Linked DNA regions of Mus musculus: region 1 is linked to region 2. The links are chromatin loops, found by intact Hi-C in ENCODE. Cell type or tissue: gastrocnemius. All regions are shown on one strand.

Region 1 (8,000 bases), 700 kb after region 2:
GTGACTGGTAAGATCTCTGAGGTCATTGCCAGAGACAGCTCTTCTAAAAACCATGTCAGTAACATTGGGTATTGGCCAATGTTTTCAGTGTCCTTTCTGGCCCAATGTGTTCAGTGGTGAGCAGTTGGTGTGGGGCTCTTATATGGGAGATGAGGTGAGTTAGCTTCTTGGCAGAGCGGCAAGGTCCAGAACTGACAGTCCAGTCAACTACGGGGCTGGGGCCCTCAGCAGCTGTGTGCAGTGTCCCATCCTTTCCCCTCAGTGTGCATCTGCCTTACATTTCTCAAAGTCCTACTGGCTACATGAGAAGATTATAGATATGTAGTATGCATTGGCATTTAATGTGTCATTTGGGGGAAAGACCCTAGAAGACATGAGCTTTGTCATCTCTTTAAAAGGCAGGTAATTTGAGCATCTCCCTGAAATCTCAAATACCCTCTAGCACTCTAGGGATGGATGCTGTGTCTGCACCAGGACTCAGTGAGCCTCAAGACTGTCCAACTTCCTTTCAAATACCGCAGTGAGTTCTTTTACTGCAAACCCACAACATCTGGATCTTAATTGAGGGACATTAGGCCGTGGCTTGGCTACTCACAAGTAACAGGCCTGGTTTTATTGCTTGTTGTCCATAAGGATCCTCTTTCTGGAGAGAAGCTGAAGTGGGAGCCTACACCCCCACATTTTACATTGGTTGGGGTCCTTCCCTCACTCACACTGCACTCAGACCTCCAGCTACTGAGCTGAATGAATGAGCTGGAAATTAAACAGTGGCTTCTGAAACCGAAATGTCTTCAACAAAGCTCTACTGCTATTGGCCACATGGTGGATGCGATCCATTTTAAAAATGTTTTCTTACGTCTCAGTTTTCTTAATTGTAACGTGTAGACAGACTACTATTCTTAAAGGGTGGGGTGAGAAGAAACAGATCATTAGTATAGGTGCGCTCCGTAAAGGGCAGCTCCGATTTTTGGTGTTGTTGAGTTAATGCAAAACACAAACAGAAAGAGCCTCTATGTGGAAGTGAGATTTCCTAACCTTCTATGCAGTCTTACTTGAATGCACTTTCTTATCTGAAAGATGAACTGCTCCGTGTAAATGCCCACTGTGGAGGGAGCCCAATTGCTGGTCCCTAAAAGCAATTAAGAAGAGGCACAATAGTCAACGATGGGATGCATTCCAATGCTTTTATTTACGTTGTCTATTTGGACCACAAGCCAGACAGCAGAGTTCAGCCCTCAAGTTCAGCCCTCAGGGAGAACTCTATGGTCCCACTCCAGGCCATCACTCCACAATGCGGCGGAACGACTGGATAGCGGGGGATGCCGCACCCCAATCGACGGGCTTCCGGTACTCCTTCTTATCCAGAAGATACTGTCTGCCACGGTAGTTGGGTAGCTCATAGAAAATCCAGGTGCCTTCTACCACCTTACAGGAATGAATCTCTCGCAGGTGAAACTGCTCCATGATAGAAGGACAGTCTTCCGTGGTTTCGTACATCTGACCGTTGAAGTCGCCCTTTTCAAAGACCTGAATCTTAGCCTGGCCTCCGCTAGACTGAAAGCAACAACAAGACCAACAAAAAGAAATGAACAGCCATTGTTACAGAAATCATTAGCATGTCAGGAACTCGGGGACAGCTTGGTGCACAGCCTCTCATCCTTAAGGGAGGGTCATCAGAACTCTGGTTGCCACCATGAAATACCAAAAGGGTGGACTAGCACAATTGCGATAAACATCTATGAGGGAGAGAGAGTCCTTGAACAACTAGTATTTACTCTCTACTTGATCTCAGCCACGAGGCTGAGAAGTAATGCCATTTAGTCTACTGATGAAGTAAACTAAGATTCTTATTTCATTCAACGAAGAAGAGGTAGGAAGACTTAGGAAAGGGCTGTGGGGAGACGGGAGTGGATGGAGAGATAGCTCAACAGTTAAGTACATGCAGCTCTACCAACAGACCGAGTTCAGTTCCCAAAAGCTCCATCCAGCAGCCCATATCTAATCTGCCTGTTAACTCCAGCTCTAGAGGAGCCAACACCCTTCCCCAGCCTCTGAGGGTACCTGCATGCAAATGTGTGCGAACACACACACACACACACACACACACACACACACACACACACACACTCATAAAAACAAAATCTTAGCCAGGCGTGGTAGCACACGCCTTTAATTCCAGCACTTGGGAGGCAGAGGCAGGCGGATTTCTGAGTTCAAGGCCAGCCTGATCTACAAAGTGAGTTCTAGGACAGCCAGTGCTACACAGAGAAACCCTGTCTCGAAAAAACAAAACAAGAAAACAAACAAACAACAACAACAACCAAAACAAAAAAACGAAAGGAAGGAAAGATGCGGGGTCGTGGCCACATAGCAAGCTTCCAGACTCACCAGATGAACAGCTCGGCAAGAGCCCAGGCGGTCATTAAGGCCCATCCAACGCTGGTATTCAGGGTACTCGCCCTGGGGTAAGATGTACATGTGCCCGGAGAAGTTGGGCCTTTCATACACAGCCCAGGTGCCTCCCTCTACTCTAATGGAGTTGCAGCGACTTAGGTACGAGCGGAAGTCTGCGCAGTCGCAGTCGCAGTCATAGCGGCGGCCTTGAAAATTTCGGTCTTCGTAGAAACTAATCTGCACACAGAGCACTGAGTGAGCTGAGGAGCTGGGCGGCTTTGCACACAGATAAAAGCGACAAGCACACTGTCGAATTAGATTGGCTTTCCTTCTACTGTGAAGAAAAGCACACAGTTCTACTTTACCTCACATTTGGCTTCTGGCAATCTTATCAACAAATGGGACAAGAACTTTCTTAAAATGGAACAGAATAAAAGAATGTCCTGATAGAAGCCAGTAGTTTTGGACCAAGTGGCATATTTAAAGTTCCCATAGCCCTCTACTTACCACAGTATATTATAAATGTCTGCTTATGCGCCGGACCCGCCCGCCCACCAGACTCCTCTTAGATTCTCCCAAGGGTAAAGACTTGGACCCAAGGGTAAAGACTACAGATCACCTGGACCCAGAAACAGCCAACAACGCCTCAACAAATGCGCCGTGAAGATGACCACGTCATGAATGGGCACAGGTACAGACGAAAACACATCATGACTGCAATTCGGAGAGATTGAGGCAAAAGTATTCTTTGCTTCGAAGTCTTACCAGTTTCTACCACAGGACCTGGAGTGTCTTGTGGCACTGGGAACAAGTTGCCACGGAGAGCCAGACATAAGCCCGTGCTCTTGAACTACTCCTGCTGAATCAGCCCGGCTATCCTGGGGATCCAGGATATCCAGTAAGGCATTCCTGGGGACGTCGGTTTCCCACTGGTCCAAAAGCATGACCCAAATACACTCACTGTAAATGTATAGTAATTCAAACCAGAGCTCAGAATGCTTTCTAGTTGAAATCGGGGACACCTGATAGGAACACTGGGGGTTCATAAATCGTTTCTGAATATCACTGTGAAATAAAAAAAAAAATAGGTCCCCCCCCCCCCCCGTTGATCAGTAATGCCTCAATCAGAAAAATACTAATTATTAGGAAAGGGAGAAGTGTTAATTTCTTGGCGTTATGCTGCCACCTTGTGGCTGATTTGATTTATCGGCTTGGCAGAAAAGCGTCGTCGTAAAGGTGCAGAGGCAGGTAGTCCTCGATTTTTTTGGTGAGCTTAGCAGGGTAAGTAGCTTTCCAGAAGCAAAGAGCACAAGACGATAAAGATGCATAAAATACGTGAGGCACACAGCCTACCATAGGAACTAGGGAATAGTGAGCGTCTGGGGTTCCCTCGTGCCTGTAAACGCCAAGAGCAAGAGGATAACGCAGGGAGCTGCAATGGGAGAGCACTCTCAAGGAGCCCAGGGGGTGGTGACTCATTAGATGGAGAGAATGCACAGATTCCCAAAGGGCACACGATCCTTTCTTCAGTCCTGGGTGACTCTTCAGCAGGTGGCACACCCAGAGTTGTTTCATTCTGCCTTAATCCTTCCGGTTCCCTTCCTGTCCCGATTCTCTCACCTCTATTTCCTGTTCCCTAAAAAAACCAAACAAAACCACACACACACACACACACACACTCATTTCATTTCCTCTCTTCAATTTTGTTTTTCTGCTCCCTCGCTCAGTTTAGCACAGGTGAGTTAGAGGTATATGATACCTGTTTACAGATGAGAGGGAAAAAATTCCAGCACCGCTTACTAGCTATGTGACTTTGAACAGAGCATCGAGCCTTCCAAATCTGCAAAACAAAGTAACAGTGCCTTTCTACAGAGGGTGGCCTGAGGGTAAAATAGTAGTCAAGTATAATACTTGACTCAAAATTGCCAATGAAGAAGGGGCTTACCCAGCTGGAGGAGCTACAGGCAATTAAATGGATCCTGGGAAAGGGAGAGTCATATTTCTGGGTGGAGAAGACATTGGTTCTCATCATTCCTAATGCTCTGAAGATTTGATACAGTTCCTCATGTTGTGGTGACCTTCATCCTTTAAATCATCTTGTTGCTAACTTTGTAACTGTAACTGTGCTACTGTTATGAATCGGAATGCAAATAGTTGATATACATGGTATCTGTGATCACCACAGGTTGAGAACCACCCCTCCAAGCTGTCTTGCTCAAGTAAATAACTCACAGCCATGCTCAGGCAAGAAACCCTAATGACATGCAATGGGGCACACACACACACAGACAGACAGACAGACAGACAGACACACACACACACACACACACACACACACCTTAGCACACCCTACACAAAGCTAGGAAGCGGGATACAGGAAAGAGGCTTGCTGGGCGTGGAAGAGGAATGGGAGAATGGGAGATGAATGTGACCAAAGTACATTTTACCCATGTGCAAAACTGTGAAACACATTTGAAAAACCATTTAAAATACATCTGGTTTAGTCTGTATGTTAAGTGTTTTCAGGGCTGTTTGGTACTGGGTAACCAACTGGCGTGCTCTTCTCTGGGGCAGCCTGTTTCTTCTGCTCTCCGAATTCCTTAGTTGCCTGTAATTCTTTGGTTAGGGCTGAGGTCCCCTGAGCTCTCCTCCTTTCACCTTAGCATGTCTGTTAATGTTGTCCTTGTGCAGGTCATATTTAGGCAGCCAAGGATTAATACTTTAAAGAGCAAGCTGTTCTCATTGTTACGGACAGAGATAATTTCCAAAGGCCACTACCTATTCAAGGATAGCTATAGCCTGTAGAGTGTCGAGTTTATGTGGGCCATTTTCTCTTTCTTCCATCTTCCCACCCACATGATGTGACTTAACAAGGCAGCATTTGCTCTCTGAACACTTGGTGGGACTGGCCCTGCACTCATGAGCCTTTGTATTGTGACTGATGAAGGGATCTTCAAGAAAATCCAGTAACTTCTCCAAGAACGGACAGGTTCTACAGGACTTCATCTCTATGCTGAATTGACTTTTGAGCCAAAAATGATTTTGTGAGAGCTAAAGAAAATATGGGATGTGTTTTAGTTCATTGATTCCCAACATTTATGCCTCATCTGCACATTTGCCTTATACCAATGTCCGGGACATGAAATATGCACAGGGCCACCATGTTGGATACCTTCCCAGGCTAGCCAGCCATTCCATGTCAAACCAAGTGTGCATTTGTTCTTAATGGAGTCGTTTCTGGGCTCCAGCCCAAACTCTCTGTTCAGCGGATGAAGGCTGCTCCATCTATGCACAATTCCTACTTATAAAAGAAATGTGGAAGCCATCCAGTCTATATCCATCCATTCTATAGCCAATGGAGAGATTGTGGTCTTTTCACATAAAATTTGGAAGAGAAAAAAAATCAACATCAAATGCTGGTTTTCCTAGAAATCACTATAAAATCCCTGTCACATTTAGTTTTGAAAAATAGCCTACCAACCCAAGCAGAAAGAAAAATATCTCGATTATCTCAGTGGTTAATGAAAATATGCCTAACAAAACCTGTTGTTCTTGCTGAGCCCATGGTGCCGCTGATCAATCCAGTGACAAGATGGTGAGAACAGAAGGGTAGAGAGAAAGAACGGGTATTTATTTACATGATGTCTATGCATCAGCCTTCCCTCAAGGCTCTTCAGACTTTTCAGTAGGACCAAGTGATGTATATTACAGCACTGGACATCTGTCTGTCTGGATGTGTGCTGTATCTGTCAACTGAGGAAAAAGTGCTCAGGCACAGAACCTTAGGTTAACAGCCACCTCCTAACCCCATGCACTGGAAAGCATACAGTATCACCTGCATAACTTCTTGCTAGCCACAGTCTAAAGATGAGGAAACCGTAAGATGAATCTAGATGGGGTTTCTTCAACCCACCTGGCCTGAGCTTTGTAAAGTGTCCATGTCTCAGGAACAACAAAAGCTGAAGACTCTGTGGTACAGGCTCAGGAGAGGGAAAGACCCGGAGCAAAGACAAATAATCAACTAACTGCATGTACCATGTGACCGTACATGCTCTATCACCCACACCATGTGACCGTACGTGCTCTATCACCCACACCATGTGACCGTACGTGCTCTATCACCCACACTTCTGGGGTCAACTGGAGAGGCGAAGTATGATCTGGATGTCGGGGATCTGTTTATTCAAGGGGGGGGGGAACTTTGTCTTTAGGAGATACGTATTTAAATATCTGTCATCAATGCAATGAAGTCAGCTACTTTTCAAATGGTACAATGGAGATTCACCAAATGTTAACAATTGGATTCACTGCATATTTCTCTTAAGTCTTCCAAGATTAGTAAATCTAAAAGCAAAGAGTTGGCGGGGCCCAGTGGGGGGATCAGGCACTGCACAGTGCCTCGGCCCTCCAGAGTTATTGACTACTACAGAAGCAAACCCCCTGAGCAATCACCTTCCGACAAGCAGTTGGGTCAAACGTTGGTGAAGATTCTGCCTAGAAACAAGAACCACTTGAATGCAGAAGTGCTGTAAGATTTAGTTCACTGGCCTGGCCTCTCCGCTGGCCTTTTGGAACAGTAGCATGTGAGGCTAAATTACCGAGAAAAGAATGCTGACTACTGATGTTTTCTACTGTAGTCTTTGCCATGTTCCACTCCTGTGAGATTTACATCTCCAGCTGCCGGAAGGCAGCCCTTGCAACGGTTCATGTAGTACCTAGCACAGCATCCATCACTAACAGTAACTCTTTAACGTGGTGTTAGATGATTCTATTTGACTAGAAAACAAGCCTTTTCCATCTTCTCTCCCCAGGATTGTCCCTCAAGCACTAGTTTACTCATCTCAGGGCAGTGAAGCAACAGCTCTGCTTTGAACGTGCCCCTGGATGAGAAACAGTTACTTACCTTGCCTCCAGTTTTAGACATTGTATGTGCAAAGGTTGATTCCCGCACTACTGAGAGAGATCCAGGGCAGCTCCAGGACTACAGGCAGAGGGACATTTATAGAGGGCAGTTCAAATCAAACATCTGCTTAGTCATGAGAATTGGATCCAAAATTTGAGTCAGTCATTTAGAGTCTATTGATGGTTGCTAGAAAAACAATTGGGATTATGAAATAAAGGAGAGCTCTGTGGCCCCTGTAATGCTCGCCCAGCCCTACTGCATTGTAGGCTCTGCTGAATCAAGGCACCCAAAACCCAGCCAAACGTTTAAAAAATTCAAAACCAAGATTTTCTCTGTGCAGTTTGTTTTCTCAGCCAATGACCTCTTGGACATTCCTAACATTGTTTTATTCAACAGAGGGCCTGCAGAAGAAACCAAAGACCATCCTTGATTTCTGGGTAAACAAATTCACTAAGAACTAAGGGTCATGAGTGCTCATGGGGGTGGGGGTTGGGAGTCACTACAAAAAACATTTAAGTGTGGATTATGTTAGATATATCAATGTTTGACTCAAATTTGATTACTGCCATAAAACTAGGTAAGAAAAATGTCTGTTTTTGATAGGTGCATGCTAGTATGTTTAGGAGTAAGATAATGTCGGAGACTACTCCTAAGCTTTAAAGACAATGATAGAGAGCAGAAGTCCAAGTATGGCAAATGGTAG
Region 2 (8,000 bases):
ATCACACCCAGTTAGTGACAGGCAGTGTTAACAGCAAGGCCAAGCAGCCTCCTAACGTCACAGCCAATAGGAAGTAGAAGCAAGATTCAAACTCACACTCTAGAGACACCAATTACCTTTCATCAATAATTCCTGCAGTTCCGAGTAATCTGAAGGGAGCTGGGATCCCCATGACCCTTTTGGGAGTCCACACGGATAAAACTATTTCCTCATTATGCCAAGATGTCAAAATGTTTCCCACTTGCTGATATTTGCAAAGGTTGTACAAATAAACAGCGAATCCAACTACAGGTGCCACGACCTGATTGGAGACATGGGCACTGGGCTGTATGACGTGTCATAAAGTCCTGCTGTCATATGCTGTTGAAGCAGCAACAATTATTAAAGCTTAAATATGTAGACTCTGGAGTCAAATTCACACACAGAAAAAGGCAATGCAACAAAAGCATGGACACAGACCCCTGCTGTACAGGGAAGACGGCTCGGAGAGTGGGGACAATCGGAAGTTGGGAGCCGCTTTCTGTCTGAAAATCCAAATCTACTAACAGAGACTAGCAATGGTGGGCACTTAGAACTGGGTATGTGACAGGCATTTCTTGAAAATGAACAAAGCGAAGTTGTTACTCTGAGGAAACCAAAACACATGCATTTGCCTCCAATGCTGAAATCTGCCATCTCAAGTGGAACTTAGAATTTCAAATACACATGTATACTGTCACGAGCCTATAGCCTCCCCATACCTGGAGGTTTCGAGAGTGGTCACATAGCAGGAAGTGTGTAGTTTCATGACACTAACATAGTATGTCAACACTTGCAAGTTCTGAACTGCTCAGCCATCCATTATTTTTCAGCGGTAACATCCTGCAGTCAGTCATCAATGCTTTTAAAGCAGAAGTACATTAGGAGTTATTCATGGGGCTAGAAGGATGGCTCAGTGGTTTAGAGCACTTACTGCTTTGCAGAGGACGCTGGGTCACTTGTAGTTCAGTTCTAGGGGCTGCAGCGACCTCTGATCTCTAGGCACCTACATTCATGTGGTGCATATAAATGCATGTGTGTGTGTGCACACAAATGCCCTACCTTCCCAACTTCTGTATGTTTCGGGGAAAGTGGGACCCAACAACAATGGGGAAAGACACTAACCAGTTTAAATGAGGAAGAGTTAAAAGAGAAATGTCAGCACGTACCTAATCCCGCCTACATAACACACTGTGGACCAAGGGAGAGGCTGGACTGTTGGTGTTTTGCTCAGATTTAACAGATATTCAATCAGAACAAAATAAATGAAATAAACATAAATGTCTACCCCTTAAAAACATACAGACTCTGTATAGATGGAATGGGATGGAAAAAAAGGAACATTTGCAAACTTGGCGATAAGTAACATGTCCATGTTGCAGTTTAAGGATTTGTTCAGTTACTGAGAAAAGAGTCAAGTATTCGAGCATCACAAGAACTTTAGGACTGTCTGACTCTTAACATCTTTGTCACAAGGGGGCACAACTCTCCTTACAGATTCTGCAGCCAGAGGAAAGCCCTCTCTTTGCCAGAGTCTCTCTGGCCCTGGGCAATCGGCATCTGTCGGTGTGCAGGCTAATGTCTTCACTCAGTATGTATTAGTAAATTCTACCAACAGACAAAAAGTATCAACTCCTTCCAGCCAGGATCACATAAGTAAACCCTATCTTAAAAATCATAAGTAAGGGCTGGTGAGATGGCTCAGTGGGTAAGAGCACTGACTGCTCTTCCAAAGGTCCAGAGTTCAAATCCCAGCAACCACATGGTGGCTCACAACCATCCGTAAGTCAGAAGATCTGACGCCCTCTGCTGGAGTGTCTGAAGACAGCTACAGTGTACTATAATAAATAAATAAATCTTTTTAAAAAAGTCATAAGTAAGAGGCCAGGCGTGGTGGCGCACGCCTTTAATCCCAGCACTCGGGAGGCAGAGGCAGGTGGATTTCTGAGTTCGAGGCCAGCCTGGTCTACAGCGTGAGTTCCAGGACAGCCAGGGCTATACAGAGAAACCCTGTCTCGAAAAACCAAACCAAACCAAACAACAACAACAAAAATCAAAAGTATCAACTCCTTTTAGAAGAAGGAAGAAGGAAAAAGACTGATCTGCCCAAGGCCAGGGAGATCATGTTCTCTTGGGTTTTATGATATTTCTTTATCTCTGTTATCACGTGTATGTCTAATTTGAAGCCAAGACCTTGGTAAAGAGCTTAATTACAGGGCTCTTTTGGGAAAATACAATAGGTATGAGGTCAAAAAAGCTGAAGACTCTTGGTCACTAAACACTCATAACATTGCTTCGGAGCTGTAAGTCTCAGAAACCTGCTTCATCCCCAGGTCTACCTCCATGGTCATCACCAGATTCCAAACATGTCCCCAAATTGACACTCAAAAAGTGAGTGACTAAGGAAGCACTAGAGGTGAACAGTGTGGGAACAGATGAATCTAAGCCACGGGCACACACATCCTTAACTCCACCCTGACCACACTACACTGCTCACACCAAAAAGACTCCTCTGAAAACTAGCTGGCTTGCTCGCACCCAGAAGTTTTACTCAGTGGACCCTCAGGTCACCTATTAAAATACTGTTGTTAGATCAAAATAACCAGATTATAAAGTAGGTTGCCCCCACATCTGGTTGGATCCAGAACAGTCCTCATTAGGACTGGCATGCCAGCTAAGTTCCTTCCAAGAGCAGCAGTGGGCTCCCGATGGCTCCCTCCCGACAGGTACCACATGCCCTTCAGGTTTCTGCTGAGTTGATGGGTACCTCCCTTGCCTGACTGCCACAAAGCAGAGACAATGCCAAGGTGACCGTGCAATTGTCCAGGCAGGAATAAAGGTATCCTACAAGACACTTCTGCCTCCTGTCCCTGGCTATAAGACTGTTGTCACAATAGACCCAAGACATCGGGGTTCCCAGGAGTCCCATGCTAGGAAATGCAAAGACTCGGACTCTGGTTCCAGCCACAGGGTGAGCTGATTTCAGTCTGACAGACTGGTGCTCTAACTGCAGCGATGGGGTGGGTCACGCCTTTCCTAGGACTGATAGTTATTCATTCATGCCTCCTGCCTGCTATTTAAACCTAAATTGCATGTTAGGACAGGGAGATGGCCGGAGGGAGAGTTCTCTCTCTGGATCTCTGTTCTTCCTCCTAATGTGGCCACACTGAATAAACCTCTTTTTCTACTTTTCATAATTATTTGTTTAATTGGCCTATAGAGGTGGTTGGGTGGCTAAAGCTGGCTTAATAAGGCTGCCAGAGCCAAGGCTCTGATCCTGTATGCTCTTCTCTTGGCAGCTTTAACCTAAGGTTTTATGTGTCAGCCCTGGTGTCTGTCCCCTCCGCTGGCAGTATGTACAAGATTGTTCCATACCCATGCAGGGACGATTCAAGGGCAACTGAACTGCGTAAGCAACCTACTGCTGCACTTCACCAAGTGTGGCAGTTTATCTATCGCTACACTCCTATCTTGTTTATAATCTGAGATCCCAGCAGGGGGCACCATGAGAGAGACGCTGATAGAATTAAAACACCCAAATGCTCATGACATTCTCTGTGACATCGTGCTGAGTCAGCCTGGCTTCCCCCCAACTGCAACCAGACTCCACCTTCTGACCCTGATATGCAAAACTGTGTAATCAGAACTAGGTGACAAATCCATGCTGGGAAGAGCAGGCATGACCTCAGCCTTCAAAATTAGAACTACAAGAGCCCTCAGCAGCTCAGAGCGGCTCCTACACAGCTTTTCCCACTTCCTTTAGGACTTTAATTCTCAAGCTAATAAATTTTACCATAAAAATAAGATGATTTTTTTTTTACATTGAACACTGTTTTTTCTTTTAGAGGTTTTTAAAAATTAATTTTAGGAGCTAAGTTTTAGTTGGCTTGGTGGTTAAAAGCACTGGTCGCCTCTTGTAGAGGACCTGGGTTCAGTTCCCAGCACCCACACAGCAGCCCACAGCTAACTCCAGTTCTAGGGGATCCAATGCCGTTTTCTGACTTCTGCCAGCAGCCAACAAAACTCTCAGACATACATGATTTTTTTTTAATTAGTATTTTAGGTTAGTGCGTGAAGTCTTGGGTTATGTTATAGCATTTTCATGTGCAGCATTCATTTTTAATTCCTGTTTTGATAACTGCAAAGATGTGGTGCTTGTGTCCTTCACATTCATTTTTTTAAGATTTATTTACTTATTTTATGTATATGAGTACACTGTAGCTGTACAGATGGTTGTGAGCCATATGCGGTTGCAGGGAATTGAACTCAGGATCTCTGCTCCCTCCGGTCCAAAGATTTATTTATTGTTATGGGTAAGTACACTGTAGCTGTCTTCAGACACCCCAGAAGAGAGCATCATATCTTATTACAGGTGGTTGTGAGCCACCATGTGATTGCTGGTATTTGAACTCAGGACCTTCAGAAGAGCAGTCAGTGCTTTTACCCACTGAGCCATCTGTCTCACCAGCCCCCTTCACATTCATTCTTAACGGCCATCAAACATCTCTTTCAGTGCCCTTTGGCTATACTTTCCAACAGTGCCAGCTCCTCTTTAAATTCCTTCTGATCTGTCAACATCTTTCTGTAACCAATGCACGCCCTTACCCTGAAGGAAACACTCTAGGTAGTGCGGTTTCCCAAGAGGTCAGGAGTCCAAGGGTAGCTCAAATCCGTGATCAACTCCAAGTGTTGACATAAAAGTCTACAACACCATGCATGAACATGTGCATGCCTTAATAGTGTAATTAAAACAAACAAAAATATGGGAGGAGATACACTAAATTATAACAGCAGTTAAATTGGGAGTTTCTGATGTCCTGATAAGAGGAACTATTCTAAAGAGAGGAATCTGTAGCCTGCCCCACTGCTTCCATTGAAATAAGAGACAGCAAAGAATGAAGGTTTCTCCAGGAATCCTGTTTATGGGGAGGGGAAAGACCTCTCTCTCTCTCTCTCTCTCTCTCTCTCTCTCTCTCTCTCTCTCTCTCTCTCTCTCTCTCTCTCTCTCTTGTGTGTGTGTGTGTGTGTGTGTAGGGGTTGAGTAAAAGGTAGTAACTTCCCACTGTAAGAAGTGAGAGAAGGCAGTGAGGAGGGAGGAAGCTGTGCTCTGCAGGCTGCAGGCTGCCAGTCACTGTTTCTAAGAGATGGGATCAGTTTCCATCTTTTCATCAAACGCAGGGTACTAAACTTTTCATCCAGCAAAAAATAAATAAATAAATAAAAATAAAAAAAAATAAAAATTCTACTTCTTAATAAAGTAACCTAGGTTTACTGAGACGCCTGTGCTCTGCACCCTCAGCGTGCATCTCGATAGACTTACAGGGAGGACTAGTGGAAGGCAATCTTCTCTGACCTTTTCCCATGAACTATGACCCAAAAAGGGTAGGATTCAGTTCCAGGTTAGGATCAGGCAAGATAGATGAGCTTCCAGGGAGGGGGCCTAAGGAACAGAGCCACCACTGTTCTTTCTAAAGTGCACTGCCAGGACAAGAAAGTTGCCCTGCAGGCCTGAGAAGAAAAGCAGACTTCAAAGGTATAAGGTTACAGGGTTCAAGGTTAGGGAGAGCCTTCTGCAAACTATTCTGCATGTGACTCTGTGTGTGTGTGTGTGTGTGTGTGTGTGTGTGTGTGTGTGTGTTGTATGCATGTGTGTACATGCTTGAGTATGTGTGCTCTCACACATGTATGTCTGGAAGCTGAGGTCAGGTCCTCCTCATTCTCTCAAGGACGGTGGGACTTGCCATTTCCAGCCAGTCTAAGCTAGCTAGCTTGCCCTGAGCTGCTGGGCTGGGCTCATGGGCGGCTGTCAGGCCCACCTGCTTTATGTGGGTTCTGGGGTTGCTACTCCAGTTCTCATACTTGCTCAGATTTATCCACAAGCCACGGCCCCAGCCTAAAGGAGAAGTTCTATGAACATCTACTGAGCAAAACTGCCTTCACCTGCCTGACCTTCCCACCCCCAAAGAAAGCTAGCTAGTAAATTAAGAAATCTAGATTTTTAGGGGCTGAAGAAATGGCTCAGCTGTTAAGAGCACTGGCTGCTCTTTCAGAGGTTCTGAGTTCAATTCCCAGCAACCACTTTGTGGCTCACAACCATCTTTAATTGAATCTGATGCTCTCTTCTGTCACGCAGACATACATGCAAATAGAGCACTTATATACATAAATAAATCCTTAATTAAACACGTAGATTGTAAAGCTGTTGTTTATGTAAAAGCTCTCTAAACTGTTAATACTCTGATCCCTCACCTCTCTCTGACCTTGTGTTACAGTACTGTCACAAACCCTAGGATTGAAGACTGGCTAAATAGAGTATTATATCATGTTTTTACAAGGTCTTCGCTATTGTTTCAAACTCTGGACAGAGACTAGTTCAGTTTCTTTAGCAGGTAAGGAGGTCCCCAGTTTTGACAAAAGTTCTTTCTGTCTTTATCAAGGGGATTTTACAGGGGATTAAGGGCACTTGTCAAACAAGCCTGGAGAATGAAGTTCAAACCCTGACCCAAGTGAGGGTGTATAGAAGTGGACGTCCAAAGCTGCCCTCTGCACACAGGTCATGGCCCGGCACACTCAAACACACATGGCACATTAAAAACTGAACAAATAAAAGGTATCCTCTAGCGGGTGGTAGCTCATGACTGCACCAGCACACTCAGGGATAGAAACACAACTGCCCCACATCTGAGGGCACTGTCCACACATGTTCCAGGTCAAGCCTCCAGTGGAAGACCCTGTCTCAACAGAACAAAACCTGTTCTCCACACTACCGCACGGCCCACTTCTTCTCAAGTCTTTTCACGTAGAAGAAAACTTTTGACTACTTCTTTGGGAATTCTGTACCATGCGTTTCTCCCTCAACCCTCCTCACAGCCATCCCTTCCCAATTCATCCAACGCTGTGTCCTTCTCTCTCCAGGTTCTTCATGCAAAGACAAGCTCAGAAATCTCACAACCCCTGGGGTCAGCCACCAAAGCAATTTAAGAATAGGTGTTATAACCTAAGAACTTCTCTTTCCCCAGCCTGAGCTCATTGAGAAATTTATCATTGCTTTATATGGGCCTGTGCACACCTGTCCTGTGGTGCAGGCCCGATGGTTAGGTCTGAGGATACCCAGGGAACTGGGAGTCTATGCTTTCCTTCCAGCACACAGGCTATAGGGCTCAAACTCAGGTCTCCAGGCACCTTCACCCACTGAGCTATCTTGCCAAACCAAGATCAGCAATTTACTCTAAACATTTATATATCAAGTCCAGGTTGGTCTATTGTCTATTGGTCTATTTATGAGTTGTCTGAACTTAAGATAGATCATAGAGGAAAAAAAAAAACACTAAGAAGCTGAGGTCCTTGGTTGAATAGGGAGTTAAATGCATAATCCCCACTATTTAGACACTCGCAATGATAATGAACTCCAGAGTTCAAACAAGCTATTAGCATGGAGACAGATGTAAGGAGTGAATGAAGACTGGCCAGAGGTCCTCCCTCTGACAGGCTAGCCTCCGACTTTATGGTGACTCCTGGCTGGCTACCTCCTCCCAGGCCCCGCAGCCTTACGGCAAGCCTATTTCTTGTGGGCATCTCTTCTGTCTCAGGGAAAATCTTCAAGTCCTTTTCCTACCCAGCCAGAGATCAGATGCAGAGTAAGTCTGTATGTGGGCTTCCACTAAAAGGCAAATGCTCTACTGCAATGAAAAGCCATGGTATGTCCAAAGGTTCCTGATAGCAAGCCAAGAAAATAAACTAGTTTAGTTCAGAGGGAAGCAACCTGTTCCTGAGATAAACCAGGACAAGTATACAGACCTACAGAAAGCTGAAAGTATACCCAAAGCAGCATGCCTGGGCTCTCGGTCACTAGCTGACTCAATATAGAAAACTCAAGAGTTCCTGCCTCCACTGAGCATGTGAAAGGACACAACTACTGGATGACAAGGCTAAAGTGACAATGACTTAATACACTTGATTTTATCAAAGAATTTACACTGCTG

The links. Hi-C counts contacts between places; a loop is a spot of excess contacts. Peaks named below come from ENCODE experiments on the same cell type or tissue, not always from the same donor. Only the 100,000 strongest peaks of a DNase experiment are listed, where the experiment ranks them.
Region 1: it touches region 2 in a loop (2.9-fold over the local background); 2 of 42 quality-filtered maps call a loop at or near these places.

The regions. Positions count from the first base shown.
Region 1 is chr16:22,804,038-22,812,037 of GRCm38, forward strand. Crygs (crystallin, gamma S) reads right to left here and starts at 7,373. Exons shown (of 3, transcript NM_009967.2): 1 at 7,298-7,373; 2 at 2,389-2,631; 3 at 1,166-1,554. The coding sequence starts at 7,318. The coding sequence ends at 1,282. It overlaps Gm30416 (a long non-coding RNA gene), which reads left to right. Exons shown (of 4, transcript XR_875953.3): 3 at 1-7. In gastrocnemius, a CTCF peak has its summit at 3,600 (motif pointing left); DNase peaks (open chromatin) are centred at 3,089 and 3,589; H3K4me3 peaks cover 351 bases.
Region 2 is chr16:22,104,715-22,112,714 of GRCm38, forward strand. The region is part of intron 2 of Igf2bp2 (insulin-like growth factor 2 mRNA binding protein 2); the gene reads right to left. Among named protein-coding and RNA genes, the nearest start is that of Igf2bp2, 55 kb to the right of the region's middle. In gastrocnemius, CTCF peaks have their summits at 1,487 (motif pointing right) and 3,524 (motif pointing right); a DNase peak (open chromatin) is centred at 3,585; H3K27ac peaks cover 2,106 bases.